Regions from separate parts of the Homo sapiens genome. Here region 2 is linked to region 1. Evidence: chromatin contacts called from ENCODE Hi-C or POLR2A ChIA-PET data. All regions are on one chromosome and are shown on one strand. Each heading gives the region's core, a stretch centred on a gene start or an enhancer-like site at or near the end of the contact. The rest is flanking DNA. Distances are from core to core; before and after follow the strand shown. Region 1 holds the start of PLEKHD1 (pleckstrin homology and coiled-coil domain containing D1). Region 2 holds the start of EXD2 (exonuclease 3'-5' domain containing 2).

Region 1 (6,511 bases), core at 937-3,436:
GGGTGGGGGACACTAAACCTCTCCAAGCCTCCTTGGCACTACCATTGTGCTTTTAGCTGGGGGCCTATGCCCTGTACTCCTGACACTTCCTAGCCCTGGAATCAACTGTAGGTGCAGAGACCAGTTTCCCAATGTACCTGCAGTGGTGAAGGGGAGGACCAGGGGACATACCCTGGGGGTCACAAGCACCTAGCATTTTCTAGGGATGCTGTCAGGTGAAAATGTCTGGCAAGAGAAGTCTTGGTTGACAGGACCCAGAACAGCAGCCAGACCCAATAGAAAAGAAAGATTAACTATCTGGAGCTGCTGAGGCAGAAGAAAGATGGGTGGTGGGGGGAGATATTCTGCTAATTGTGCTTGAATCTACACACAGCCTTTCCACCCCAGCTCTCCTGGCCCTGGGGGCTGTAGCTCACATAGCACAATACTGGAAGCTCCCCAAATACACTCCATGTTGCTCCAAGCCTTCATTTAGGGGGTCAGAGATAAGCTGAACTTTGGAGGAACTCAAGAAGCCTGTATCCCATTAAATCCCAGAGAGAAACCTGTCAGAAGCAACAAAACAACATGAAACCAGAGATATAAAATGTGAGCTACTGTCCACAGCTCCATTTGTTCTGCGGTCTTATAGAAACATTAAATTATTCATCAGAACAGAACATCAGCACCCACCACTACCACATCCACATGATCTGTGGTCCTGGGAACATTGGAGGCCCCCTCTGCTCAGGGGCAGACTCATAGAGTGTGGGATGGGGAAGGGGCATCTGGATACCCCTGGTTTCCTGGAAGGGTCACACCTCCGCGGAAGGGCTGGACAGGGTCTGCATTCTCCAGGCCATACCAGTAGTGAATCTCAGAACTGAAATTGACTGGAGAGTGGAAACTGTCCAGAAAATGGCCCACAGCACCTGCAGCCAGTTGGGAGCTTCCTGCAAGTCCAGGGCTGTGAACTCCCTCTTCCCTCAATACCTCCCAGGCTAATTTGTAAGTGGAGAGTGGCTACCGATGTCCGCGGAGTCGCGTCTGAGTTGGGGACCAGGCAGCTGGGGCTGAAGGATGGTTGGGACTACCCTGTCTCTCTCCACCACCCCTTTCAGAGGATCAATCCTTGGCAGAACCAATCTATCCCCTCCTTCACTCCAGCTGCCTCCCTCCTTTCCAGCTCCTCCGTCTGAAGCACTAGAATCTCTCTTCCCTGTGCTCACTTTTAAAAAAATTATTTCAAGGGACAGTTGGAGGGGTTGCCAAGGTCACTTCCCCATGGACAAGCACCCTTCCTGGCCCTTCCTCCCTCCTTAGCCTGAGCCTTTCAGAAGGGCCAGGTCCCTCTCCGTCTTAAGGGTGGGTGGTTGGCGGGAGGGAGACACTCAGGCCCGGTCCTCGCGGCCTGGGTCAGGGGTTGTGAAGACGATGGAATTGACAGTGGGGGTCCCGGGGTTGGGGGCATCTTTGGCTAGAGATGGAGTTTCTGCCTCCCCTCAGTCTGGCCTGATCTGACCTAGCTGGGATCCCACCCCGACCACGGTCTCTTCTGCCCACACCCAACATTCCCACTCGAGGGTCAGGTTCATTCCATAGAGAATTTGCCACCGCCCCAGGGCAGGGGCCCCATCTCCATTCTCCCGGCCCAGACTATGGTCCACATTTTCCTGCGGGAGCCAGTGTAGAGTGAAAAGGGGTGACGCCAAGGTCACACAGGAAAGCAGAGGCACGACGGCGACTGGAGGGGGTGGGAGGGGTAACGACGCCCAGGCTCTCTCCCCGGCGGTCTCCTTGGGGCGCGGGGGCGCACTCACCGCCGGGACCACTTGGCCGACGGCCTGCCGAAAGGCCTCTTCCACAGCACGCCGTAGAGCTGCACTTTGGTGCTGATATCCAGGGCGTCCGAGTCAGCCTGCTCCAGGGACGGCGAGGGCGACACCGAGTTGGACTTGGACGTGAACATCCTGCCTCAGCGGGGCTGTGCCCGGCCCGGACCCCACCTCCCCGGGGTCAGCAGGGACTCGGGGCGAGAGGCGAGGGCGGAGCCGTCGGAGAGCGTCCCAGCGAGCAGAGAAGCAGAGCGGCCCGGCCCGGAGCTGCAGCATCAAAGCGCGCTGGGCACTGGACGCGGCACCAAGGGGGCGCAGGGCGCGTAGCCGGCGGCTTGGGCTCCGGATTGCAGAGGGCCGGGCGGGAACTCCGCGGGGAGGGTGGCTCAGCCTCGGGCCGGCAGCATCTCCTCCCCTCCCGCCCTAGCCACCCACCCCCCCGGCGACAGCCCCAATTCTGGTGGCCCCGATTGGCTGGGAGTGGCAGGTGAGCCGGCGGGAGGCCGGCCTCGGGCGCCAATCAGGGCGGGCGCCGGCTGGAGGGCCGGGCTCCGTGCGTCCAGAAGGTCCCTGCGGGTCGCAGGGCCCGGGGACTTGGCCGCAGCGCGTCCCCGTCCCCGCCCCGCGCGCCCAACACCACCCCGGGGTCCCTCTCGGCGAGCAGCGCCGACATCGAGACGAGGGCCACGTCCGCTTTGCAATGGGGTTGGAGGCACTCCTGCAGACACCTGCTCGCCTCGGGGTGGAGGAGAGGACGGAGCTAGGGCGTAGGGTCACACACTCCGGCCTGGAATTCCACCGCAATTCCTACCGCTCCGTGAACTGCGGCGGTCTGGCTTTTCTCCCCAGTGAAGTGGCGATGCCTGATGCCCCGGGCAGGCGGGTGGCCAGGTAGGACTTCAGGAAGTGCCCAAAGTGCCCGCATGGGGAGGGGCTCCATCAAGATTGGGTTCCCCCCAACCCTTCCCCCTCAGGTGGGTTTCACTGTGCTCCGCCGCCGCCGCCTAGCGCGCATCGGATCGGATTTCTCTTCCTGGAACCTGACCGTGTCTGTGTCGGCATTTGGCACTCAACGCCAGTCTGGAGCTATCCGTGCAGTGTGTGTCCGTGATTTATCTGCGCGCCTGGCCCGCGCTCCCTGGGACCAGCTGTTCCATCCGCTTCCGCTCCTTTCGGAGTTGGCGTTTGGGGTGACCGGCTCATTTTCAGGCCAGGGAGATGCCGGCCGGGCCCCAGGGGACCGCCTCCTCCCGGCAGGTGGAAATGCTAGGCTGGCACAGCTGCCTGCCCCGCGCCACCTGCCAGGCGTGGAGACCGCGCAGTGAGCGGCCGCCCGCCAGACCACGCCGCAGTCGCGCTTTTCCAAGATGAGGAGCCAAGGACGCCTCTGGAAGTCGGATTGCAACAGAAGTTTACAAATGGTTAGCCCGAGAGCCAGATCCACATTGCTTTATGAATTTGCCCCAAGTTTTTAAATTGAGGTATACTTCATGGTAAAATGCACACATCTAAGTTATTTCTTTGATGAAGGTATATAAGATGTAACCCCACCCAAAGCAACAGACAGAACATTTCCATCACCTGCAGAAAGTTTCTTCATGCCCCTTTATAGTCAATCAGCCCCCCAACAACAACCACTTGTATCATTCTTACCACCTCTGCACAGTAGACTTAAGTCTTTGAATGTAATGCCTAAAGGCGCATCCCCACAGGCCCCATCATCCCCTATTGTCTGACCTGCCTGGCCCCTCTGCAGGCATTTGGATGTGTGACGCCCACTAGATGTTCCCCAAGGCCATGCTAGATCTCCCCATTTTATGACTCTAGCTAATCATCACCCTGGTACTCTTCCCTTAACCCCCTCTGGGGTTCCCAAGCTCAGACAGCATCCCCTTGTTGCTCACTGTCAAGAAGTGCCCATCTGAATTCCTTGCACTTCTCTCATGGCTCAGGCCCCCATGCAGAACATCTCAGGCCAAGCCTTAACACAGGGCCCGGGGCTTGGCTCCATCAGGTGGGAGGAGGTGGGACTGGGAAGATGATGAGAGCCCGGGGCCAGAGTACAAAGTGGACATTTTCTGTATATTTTTTGTCTATTTCTGACACATGGTCTAATGCTTGGAAATCTTCCCACTTTAGGAGCCCTGCTTTTCTTTTCTTTCTTTTTTCTTTCTTTCTTTTTTTCTTTCTTTCTTTTTTTTTTTTTAGAGAGATGGGGGTCTCATTATGTTGCCCAGGCTGGTCTTGAATTCCTGGCCACAAGTGATCTTCCCACCTCAGCCTCCCAAAATGCTGGGATTACAGGTGTCCTGCTTTTCTAAGATGAAAGCTAGAAAACTTGTGTTAGGAGCCTGTGGTCTGGAGTTCACCAGTCAAGGGCCCCTGACTTTGAGTTGCAGGTAACAAATGTGAGGAAAAAGCATACACAGGCTTGCACTTTTCAAGGGAACATGGTGGCACATGCATCTGACGTGCCTTGGGTGACAGCTGTGTGCTCCTGGGGTGGCAGCAGCATGTGTGGTGGGTACCACAGCAGTCATGGGGAGGTGGGCTCCTAGTAGTGCACAAACAGCAGCAGCAAGAACTCAGGGGCAGCTGCAGCATTCTCATCCAACAGCTTCTGCAGCACTTCTTAGATATGGTTCCTGGAAGCTTTGCCTCAGGCCTGGCTCCCTGGCTCTCCCAATATCCTTTTAGTACATTCATTTCTTTTCTGCTGAGTCAGGTCAGTTGCAGCTTATGGCTGCTGGTGATGAGGACTAGTGGTGAGTTTGTGAGCCATGTGGGCCAGAGAAAGGCAGGATACCTGCAATCATTCAAAAGAAGTCCTGCACGGTAGGGCCCAGTGAGCCCAGATAATCCTGGGGAAGGCTGATTCCTTCAATAAGAGAAGTGAAGCACAGGTTTCTTCAATGACAAAGAGCAACCAATCTTTACCTATTCCCTCTGCATACAGGACGTATGAATAGACCTCAGATAATAGCAGTTAAGGCTGGGTGAAAGGAAGGCTCTGAGGCAAACAGCTGGAGTTTGATCAACCACTAGATACTTGAGTGGTTTCTGTTCCCCTTGACTAACCAGCCCAGACTGCACCAGGTCAGCCTTGGGAGAAGCTGTTTCTGCTTCCATTGTGTTCTCTACCTCAGCTGGTAGGCGTGCTGAAATCCTGGCTGAGTTCTACAGAAGACAGAACAAGCCAGGTGCCAATCCTGTGCGCTAGACCAAGTGGGTCAGGGCCGCCCAATCTTGCCAGGAAGTAAGTGAGACCAGTCAGGGGTGAAAACTCAGGATCCCTAAGTGCCCTACACTGCTCAGACACAGAGCTGATGTTCTAATACATTATTTACAACAGACACATTTCATTTAATTTTTACTATAGACCTATGAGGTACATACATATTATTTTTAGTTTTCCAGATGAGAAAAATAAAGTTCAAAAGCGTTGTCTACGTAAGTCACATAGCTAGTAATTTCCCAGAACATGATATAGGTCCTAAATATGTGTTGAATGAGGGAAAGTGACAAGCTGAAGTTTGGCCTGAGTCCTTAGCCCTTCCCCTTCACCTTGCAGCACACTGTCATGTGAAGTGAAGTGCAGTCTAGGAAATACTAGACCACTTTCAGTCTTTCCTCTCTTTTCAGGAATTTTTCTCAATTGCCAACTCACCTAGGGCTCAATTTCCTGTAGAACTGACAAAGCAATTCTACGAGTGCTACAGAATTTTAGCTGTGCTCAGGGATAGACTCCTAATGAACATATTTTTTTGTTGTTGTTGTTAGAGACAGGGTATCACTCTGACCCAGGCTGGAGTACAGTGGCGTGATCATAGCTCACTGCAGCCTCGACCTCCTGAGCTCAGGTGATCCTCCCATCTCAGCCTCCTGAGTAGCTGGGACTACAGATGCACGCCACCACATCCTGCTATTTTTTATTTATTTATTTATTTTAAGAGATGAGGTCTCACTATCTTGCCCAGGCTTGAACATACATTTTTATAATATTGTTTTATCCGTAGTCTGCAGGCAGATGTGATAGTCCCCACTTTTCCATAAAACAAATATTAGCATGGCCATTTTAAGTGACTAGCCCATGGTAAGGAAATGTGTGAATACCGTAGGGAATCCATCTCTTCAATCTTATATTTCAGGCTGCGCGTGGTGGCCCATGCCTGTAATTCCAACATTTTGGGAGGCCGAGATGGGTGGATCACTTCAGGTCAGGAGTTTGAGACCAGCCTGGCCAACATGGCGAAACTCCATCTCTGCTGAAAATACAGAAATTAGCCAGGCATAGTGGCGCATGCCTGTAATCCCAGCTATTCAGGAGGCTGAGGCAGGTGACTTGCTTGAGCCTGGGAGGCAGAGGTTGCAGTAAGCCAAGATTGTGCCATTGCACTCCAGCCTGGGAGACAAGAGCAAGACTCTGTCTCAAAAAAGAAAAAAAAAAATCTTATACACAAGGGTATTATTTAGCCCACTAAAACCAGGAATGGGCAGGAAACATTGCCTAATAGAAAATGGTGACAGAGGTCACCTGGAGTCATCGTTATTGGACTACCATGAGCCACAGAAGCTCCCAGCAACCTGGACAAAAGTGGCTCTTCCCATAGTGCCAACTCCTCAGCTCCCTGCCCCTCTGTCCCTGACCCCACCCTCAGGCAGGCCACGTCGTGTCTACTTGTTTCCAGGCTTGTGCC
Region 2 (7,391 bases), core at 1,876-4,375, 290 kb after region 1:
ATAATTCCAGAACTTTGGGAGGCTGATGGGGGAGAATCTCCTGAGGCCAGGAGTTTGAGACCAGCCTGAACAACATAGCAAAAACTCATCTCTATCTCTACAAATAAAAATTAAAAAGAAAAAAAAGAAATTAGTACATGGTAAGTGTGGCATTTCGGATTAATGGTTCAAGAATGGACTGACTAGGCCGGGCGCGGTGGCTCACACCTGTAATCCCAGCACTTTGGGAGGCCGAGGCAGGTGGATCACGAGGTCAGGAGATCGAGACCATCCTAGCAAACACGGTGAAACCCCATCTCTACTAAAAATACAAAAAATTAGCCAAGCGAGGTGGTGGGCGCCTGTAGTCCCAGCTACTTGGGAGGCTGAGGCAGGAGAATGGCATGAACTCGGGAGGCAGAGGTTGCAGTGAGCTGAGATCGCGCCACTGCACTCCAGCCTGGGCGACACAGCGAGACTCTGACTCAAAAAAAAAAAAAAGAATGGACTGACTGTTCGAGGTGACAGTATTTGGAAAACAACAATCACACACACACAATTCCAGAGGAATTAAAGAAAAAAAACTATTCCCACAAGAAGAACTTCAAGGAGAAAACAGAGCTTTAGGAGAAAACCCTCCTCTCTCTAAAAGTAGAGAAGGATTTTTCAACTTCAGCACAACTGACATTTTTGGCTGGTGAAATTCTTTGTTGTGGGAAGCTTTCCCGTGCGCTGTAGGATGTTTAGCAGCACCCTCGCTTTTACTCACTAGATAACCAATAGCAGCACCATCCTAGTGGAACAAACAAAAAATGTTTACAGACATTGCCAAATAACCCCGAGAGCAAAAATCTCTGCCATTTAAGAACCACTCGGATTGGGAATGATAGCCACAAAATACAAACACACACATAACAGACTGATAAATTAAAACCTAAAATTTTAAACTTTGTTTCAACAAAGATGCCATATAGTTAAAAGACAAGCAACAACTTAAAAAAGCAATAAGCAGGGAGTAAATATTATAAACACATATGAATAACAAAAGATCAAAATCCAGAACATATAAAATACTATTATAAATCAATAAGGAAAAGACAATCCAATAGAAAGAGATGTTTCTCAAAAGAGGAAATACAAATGGCTGACAATCATGAAGATGTTCAATCTCAATAGTAATCAGGGGAATGCAAATTAAAACAGCAAAGAGAAATCACTTTTCCATCCATCAGATTGGCAAAAACAAAAAAGATCGATACCATTAAATGATCAAAAGAGCATGGTGGGCCAGACACGGTGGCTCACGCCTGTAATCCCATCACTTCGGGAGGCCAAGGCAGGCGGATCACTCGAGTTTAGGAGTTTGAGACCAGCCTGGCAAATACGGTGAAACCCCGTCTCTACTAAAAATACAAAAATTAGCCAGGCGTGGTAGCGGGTGCCTGTAATACCAGCTACTCGGGAGGCTGAGGCAGGAGAATCGCTTGAACCTGGGAGGCAGAGGCTGCAGTGAGCTGAGATCACGCCACTGCACTCCAACCTGGGCAACAGAGCAAGACTCTGTCTCAAAAAAAAAAAAAAAAGAGAGAGAGAATGGAGGAAATTATTATCCACCGTGGGTGGCAGTTTGGCATTCCTAAATCCCCATACTCTCCCACCCAGCAATTCCACCTGCAGGTACCCATCCTTGAGAAATGCTCTCACATGGGCTCTCACAGAGGTGTGTGGGAAGGATGTTCTCCGCCATACTGTGTCTAACAATGAAAAACTGGAAACAATCTATGGAATCTTACATAACCATGGAATTTACAGAGCAAGTAGAAAGAATAGGTAGATCTCTAGGTACTGACAAAGAAAAAATTCCAAGACCCGTTTTTAAGCATAAAACGTCAAGTTGTGTAATGCATAAAACATGCATATTTGTAAAAGTTTAAAGCGAAATCTTACAAACATATATCTTATACGTACACATACTTGTCAAATAAATGCAAAGAAAAATACACACAAACTGACAACAGTTCTTATTTTGTGGGAAAGGGACTGGTAAAGAAGGTGGAGATGGAAAAAAACAAAATCAAAGAGGATCTGTCTTCCACACTCCCCACCCTCACCACCAAGAACATCAAGCTAAGAAAGATCTGTGTTTAAAATTTTTACATAATTTTGTTACAAGGCTTTATGCACGGACTATAACTAGAATATTTTAAAAATACATTTTTAAAACAAGCTCAACTTGACCAAATTTAATCCATCTTCCCCGCTGCGCCCCAACCCGCACTTCCTAATTCCTATGATTAACAAAACCTTTCAATTCCTTCTATCCTTGGAACAGAACTAAGAAAATAAAGTATAATTTCAATTTTGTGTTTTTGAGGAGAGGGTATATAAAGGAGTTTGAATGTTGGAATCATATCAAAAGCTTATCGGGGGATTGGTTTGTTTGTATTTTAAGGAGCAGATGTCAATTTTGTAATAAATAATGATTAAGGTTCTTAGTTTTGATCCATCCCAGGGATGTGAAAAGCCAAAGAGGTGGCTCCCGGCAAGGCCCAGAGCAGGGTGTGGTCTGGGAGGACAGGGATGGTAGCGAGGGTGGCGGCTCACACGAATCCAGGAGAGAAAACAGCAGCTGTTGCCGCGTCGAACCCGCAGCGCCCGAGGAGCTACCAGGTGCCGCGGGCGGGGCCTCCTTTTTAGCTGACTGGGACACGCAGCCTCGAAGGTCTGGTAGAGTCTCCCAGGGAGAGGGTAAGGGGGTCGAAAGGAGAGGCCCAAGGAGGGCGTGGGAGGCCGCGGGCAGGGGTGAGGCCCTCCTTGCGCACCTGGGTGCTGAACCGCCCCGCCGTGTGCGACGGGGGCGAGGGGGTCACGCCGAGGGGCGGGGAGAGGGGCAGGGCCAACTCGCTCCGGGACAGCGGGGGCCCCGCAATGTCACCCCCGTACACGGTAATATCCCCCCGCTCCACGACCCCTCTTAGTCTGCACTGGAAGCACCCCCTGCCCCGCGCACAATCCTGGTGCAAGGCTTCGCCGGCTTCTGAGCCTCACTTACCTGCTGTCTCGGACTGGGCCGCACACCTGCAGCGGGCTCACGTTAAAGACCTGGAACCTGTGCGGCCGCCTGCGCGCACCCACCCGGATTCACTAGGGCCGTAACCACTTCCGTTCCTGCGACAGGCCTGGAGGACGTAATCCCAGCTGGCGTGTGGGAACGGGCAACGCCATTTTGTACGGAAGCTACTGGGGCAGGTGATGCCTACCCAGTCTCTCTCCTCTGTTGAACAAAGGATCTGTTAAAATTGGAAGGGCTTAACGTCTTCTTCAGAAAAGTGACGCATTTGTTACTGGGATGGTATGTTTGTGTTTTGGTTTTGGCTTTGAAGGGAGAAACCTCCAGAACTCTCACAAATGTAATATGGGACATCGAATTTTCCTTCTTTAGTATCCTGCGTACTGTTTTTCTGCTAAACGATAACAGTAAATAGAAGGAAAGACACTGTATTTAAATAATGTAGTCTTCATTAGCAGTGCACATTATCCTATAGCCACTATAATAATTTTATGTACCCTCCTTTTTTTTTTTTTTTTTTTTTTTTGTAGATACTGTCTCCCTACATTGCCTAGGCTGGTCTCGAACTCCTGGGCTCAAGCGAACCTCACAACTCGGCCTCCCAAAGTGCTGGGATTACAGGCGTGAATGCCCAACCTATGCCATCTTTTATAGCGATAACCACAATACTTTTTGTTTATATATTAAATCGTTCATCCAATCAGTCTTTATTAGCAATTATATGTGAGGCAGTTAATCTGTGCTACATGCATGCTTTTCCTTTCTCATGGAATGTGTAAAACAGAAGGAGAAATGAGATGTGCATAAATAACCAATATAAGGTATAATAATAGCTACCATTTGTTGACTTTGTGCTCACCTGTTGCTAGGAACTTTGCAAAGCATTTTACTTATTTTTTCTCCTTTAATCCCCATAACAACCCTGTGAGGCAGTACTATTATTAGTGCCGTTTTACATAAAATAGAAAAAGGTTAAATAACTTCCTCAAGGTAATTCAGCAAGTAAGCACCGGAGTTAGGAATCAAACCTCATATTTCTGATTGCAGAGCATGTGGCCCCATCCTTTATACTATATTGCCTTCAATACAGGGGCAAATGTTTTAAATTCCATTGAATGAGTACCCATGGGGGAAATTTCCAGCTATTATAGAGGATTAACTCCCTGAATTTTTATCTGCTCCATCTTGAAACACTTAAAAAACAAAGGATAAAGAGGAAATGCAAATTAAAACCACAATGAGATATAGCTAAATGAAAAAGAAAATGTCAAGTATTGGCAAGATTGTGGAGCAACCACAACTCTCATATGCTCCTGAAGGGAACATAAATTGATGCAATCACTTTGTTTAACTGTTTGGCGGTATCAACTGAATCTGAATATGTGAAAAGACTTTGTTCCAACAATTTCACCCCTAGCTGGGGCACAGTGGCTCAACGTGTCATCCCAGCACTTTAGGGATTTTCACTGTGTTGCCCAGGCTGGTCTTGAACTCCTGGCCTCAAGCGATCCTCCCACCTCGGCCTCCCAAAGTGCTGGGCATCATGGTGTGCACCTGTAGTCCCAGCTACTCCAGAAGCTTAGGCAGGAGGACGTCTTGATCCCTGGAGTTTGAGGCTGCAGTGAGTTGTGATCACACCACTGCAGTCCAGCATAGGTGACAGAGCTAGACCCTGTCTCGAAAACAAAAACAACAAAAAACAATTTTACTCCTAGTTATATATATGCAACTGAAATGTCTGCATGTATTCACCAAAAGGACATGTACAAAAAAAAGCTCATACCCATACTTTCAACAGCCCCAAACGGGAAACTACCCAAATATCCCTGCTATTAGAAGTCACTGTATATAATGATTAATCTTAGGGTAGTAATAACTGGAAGGGAACATGAGGAGGTTCACGAAGTGCTGATAATGTTCTATTTCTTAATCTGAGTGCGGCTTTACATGTGTGTTCAGGTTATATTTGTGAGCACTTTTCTGGTTTCATATATACTTCGATAAAAGGGTTTTTAAAAATGATAGTAAAGGAGTGAAAAGTTTGTTAACCCAAAGAAGAAAGAACAGGAAAGGACATAGTACCAAACTAAAAAAAAAGATACAATTTTAAAAGATAGAAATTAGATTAGAATGGCAGATACATTGTATGCTTGTATCAAAATATCTCATGTACCCCATAAATATGTACATCTACTGTGTGCCCACAAAAATTAATAATTAAAAACAAAAAGAATAGCAGAATATTGACATTTGGAGGATTTCATAAAGAACTGTCTGGGTTCACAAGCAATCACTCTACATTAAGGCCCAGTCAACAAGACTCATCTGTGCATACAGAATTTCTAATCAGCTTTTAAAATACAGTTTCTCACTTTTAAATATGAGAAGACATCCAAGAATCACCAGTCATTATGGGAATGTCTGACATAATTAATTAACCTTTTCTAAGGAGCATGTATAGAACTATGTAAAGAACCCTCCATTCCTGAGGAAGACAAAGAAAAGAACTATGTCCTCAACGATGTGAAAACACAAATTGTTCTCAAATATACTTTTCACATTTACAGGGAAGATTTAAGAAAATTAATTTTGATTTAGGCCATTGATTATCTAACTGGTTGCTGTTTTTAAAATCAAATAATTTTTAAAAATGTAGGCTATTGAGCAACTTTTTACAAATTGCAAAAAATTGCTATCATACAGATCACATTCTCTGACTACATTGCAATTAAGTTAGAAATCAATCATGAAGCTGGGTGCGGTGGCTCATGCCTGTAATCCCAGCAGTTTGGGAGGCTGAGGCAGGAGGATCACCTGAGGTCAGGAGTTCAAGACCAGCCTGGCCAACACGGTGAAACCCTGTCTCTACTAAAAATACAAAAATTAGCCAGGCACAGTGGCCGATGCCTGTAAACCCAGCTACTTGGGAGACTGAGGCAGGAGAACTGCTTGAACTGGGGAAACGGAGGTTGCAGTAAGCCGAGATCGTGCCAATGCATTCCAGCATGGGCAACAGAGCGAGGCTCCATCAAAAAAAAAAAAAAGAGAGAGAGAGAGAACGAAAGAGAGAGAAAGAAAGAGGGAGAGAGGGAAGAAGGAAGGAAGGAAGGGAGGAAGGAAGGAAGGAAGGAAGGGAAAGAAAGGATTATTTTTAAAACTCCGTGTACTTGGAAATTACGTCTGTAATCCCAGCACTTTGAGAGACTTAGGCATGTGGATCACTTGAGCCTAGGAGTTTGAGACCACTCTGGGCAACATGGCAAAACTCCACCTCTACCCAAAATACGAAAATTAGCTGGGTGTGGTGGCACACACCTGTGGTCCCAGCTACTCGGGAGGCAGTTGTGGGAGGATCGCTTGAGTCTTGGGGGCGGAGGTTAAACAATGGCTAAAATCCAAAACACTGCCAACACCAAATTCTGCTAAGGATGTGGAGCAACAGGAACTCTCATTCATTGCTGTTGGGAATGCAAAATGGTATAGCCACTTCTGAAGACAGTTTGGCAGTTTCCTATAAAGGTAAAGATAGTCTCAGCATGCAATCCAGCAGCCACACCCTTGGGTATTTACCAAAATGAGTTGAAAACTTAGGACCACACATAAACTTGCACATGAATGTTGACAGCAGGTTTATTTATAAGCTGGAAACAACCAAGATGTCTTTCAGTAGGTGAAAGAATAACCAAACTGGTACATCCTTACAATGGAATATTATTCAGAACTAAAAAGAAAGAAGTTATCAAGCTGCAAAAAATAACATGGAGAAACCTTAAATGTATATTGCTAAGTGAAAGAGGTCAGTCTGCCATGGCTACATACCGTATGGTTCCAACAGTATGACATTTTGGAAAAGGCAAAGCTGTAGAGATAGTAAAAAGATCAATGGTTGCCAGGGATTCCAGGGGAGGAGGAAAGGCGGAATAGCTGGAGCAAGGGGATTTTTAGGCCAGTGAAACTATTCTGTGTGATACAGTAATGGTGGATACATGACATTAGGCATTTGTCAAAACGTGTGGAACTGTGCAACATGATGAGTGAACTCTAATGTAAACTATAAACTTTGGCTAATAAGGTATCAATATAATTTTGTAGCAAATGTACAATACCCGTGCAAGATGTCAATAATAGATGAAACTGCAACTGCATGTGGTGAGGGGAGGTATGTGGGAGCTCTCTGCACATTCTGTTCAAATTTTCTGTAAACCTAAAACTGCTCTAGAAATAAAGTCAATTAATTTTTTTTAAAAAAGGTTATTGTGTGAACTATCTAAAATACTTTATTCATTTGTTTATTCATTCCAAGGACAACTTAATGTCAAGCACTGGGCTAGGGATTCATGGG

Evidence for each region. Hi-C counts contacts between places; a loop is a spot of excess contacts on that map. ChIA-PET counts read pairs that join two places held with the same protein, here RNA polymerase II (POLR2A). Pooled maps may share reads with other maps.
Region 2: a pooled map shows a loop between it and region 1 (2.4-fold over the local background). The contact joins the promoter of EXD2 here to the promoter of PLEKHD1 in region 1. A Hi-C loop is called at or near these places in 2 of 50 pooled maps. POLR2A ChIA-PET finds 5 or more read pairs at or near these places in 2 of 52 experiments (OCI-LY7 and Panc1).

What each region holds. Positions count from the first base shown.
Region 1 is chr14:69,480,403-69,486,913 of GRCh38, reverse strand. PLEKHD1 (pleckstrin homology and coiled-coil domain containing D1) reads right to left here and starts at 2,186. Exons shown (of 13, transcript NM_001161498.2): 1 at 1,800-2,186. The coding sequence starts at 1,948.
Region 2 is chr14:69,187,232-69,194,622 of GRCh38, reverse strand. It overlaps EXD2 (exonuclease 3'-5' domain containing 2), which reads right to left and starts at 3,125. Exons shown (of 10, transcript NM_001193360.2): 1 at 3,032-3,125. All of the region lies in intron 3 of GALNT16-AS1 (GALNT16 and EXD2 antisense RNA 1), which reads left to right. RefSeq lists a silencer at 2,715-2,904.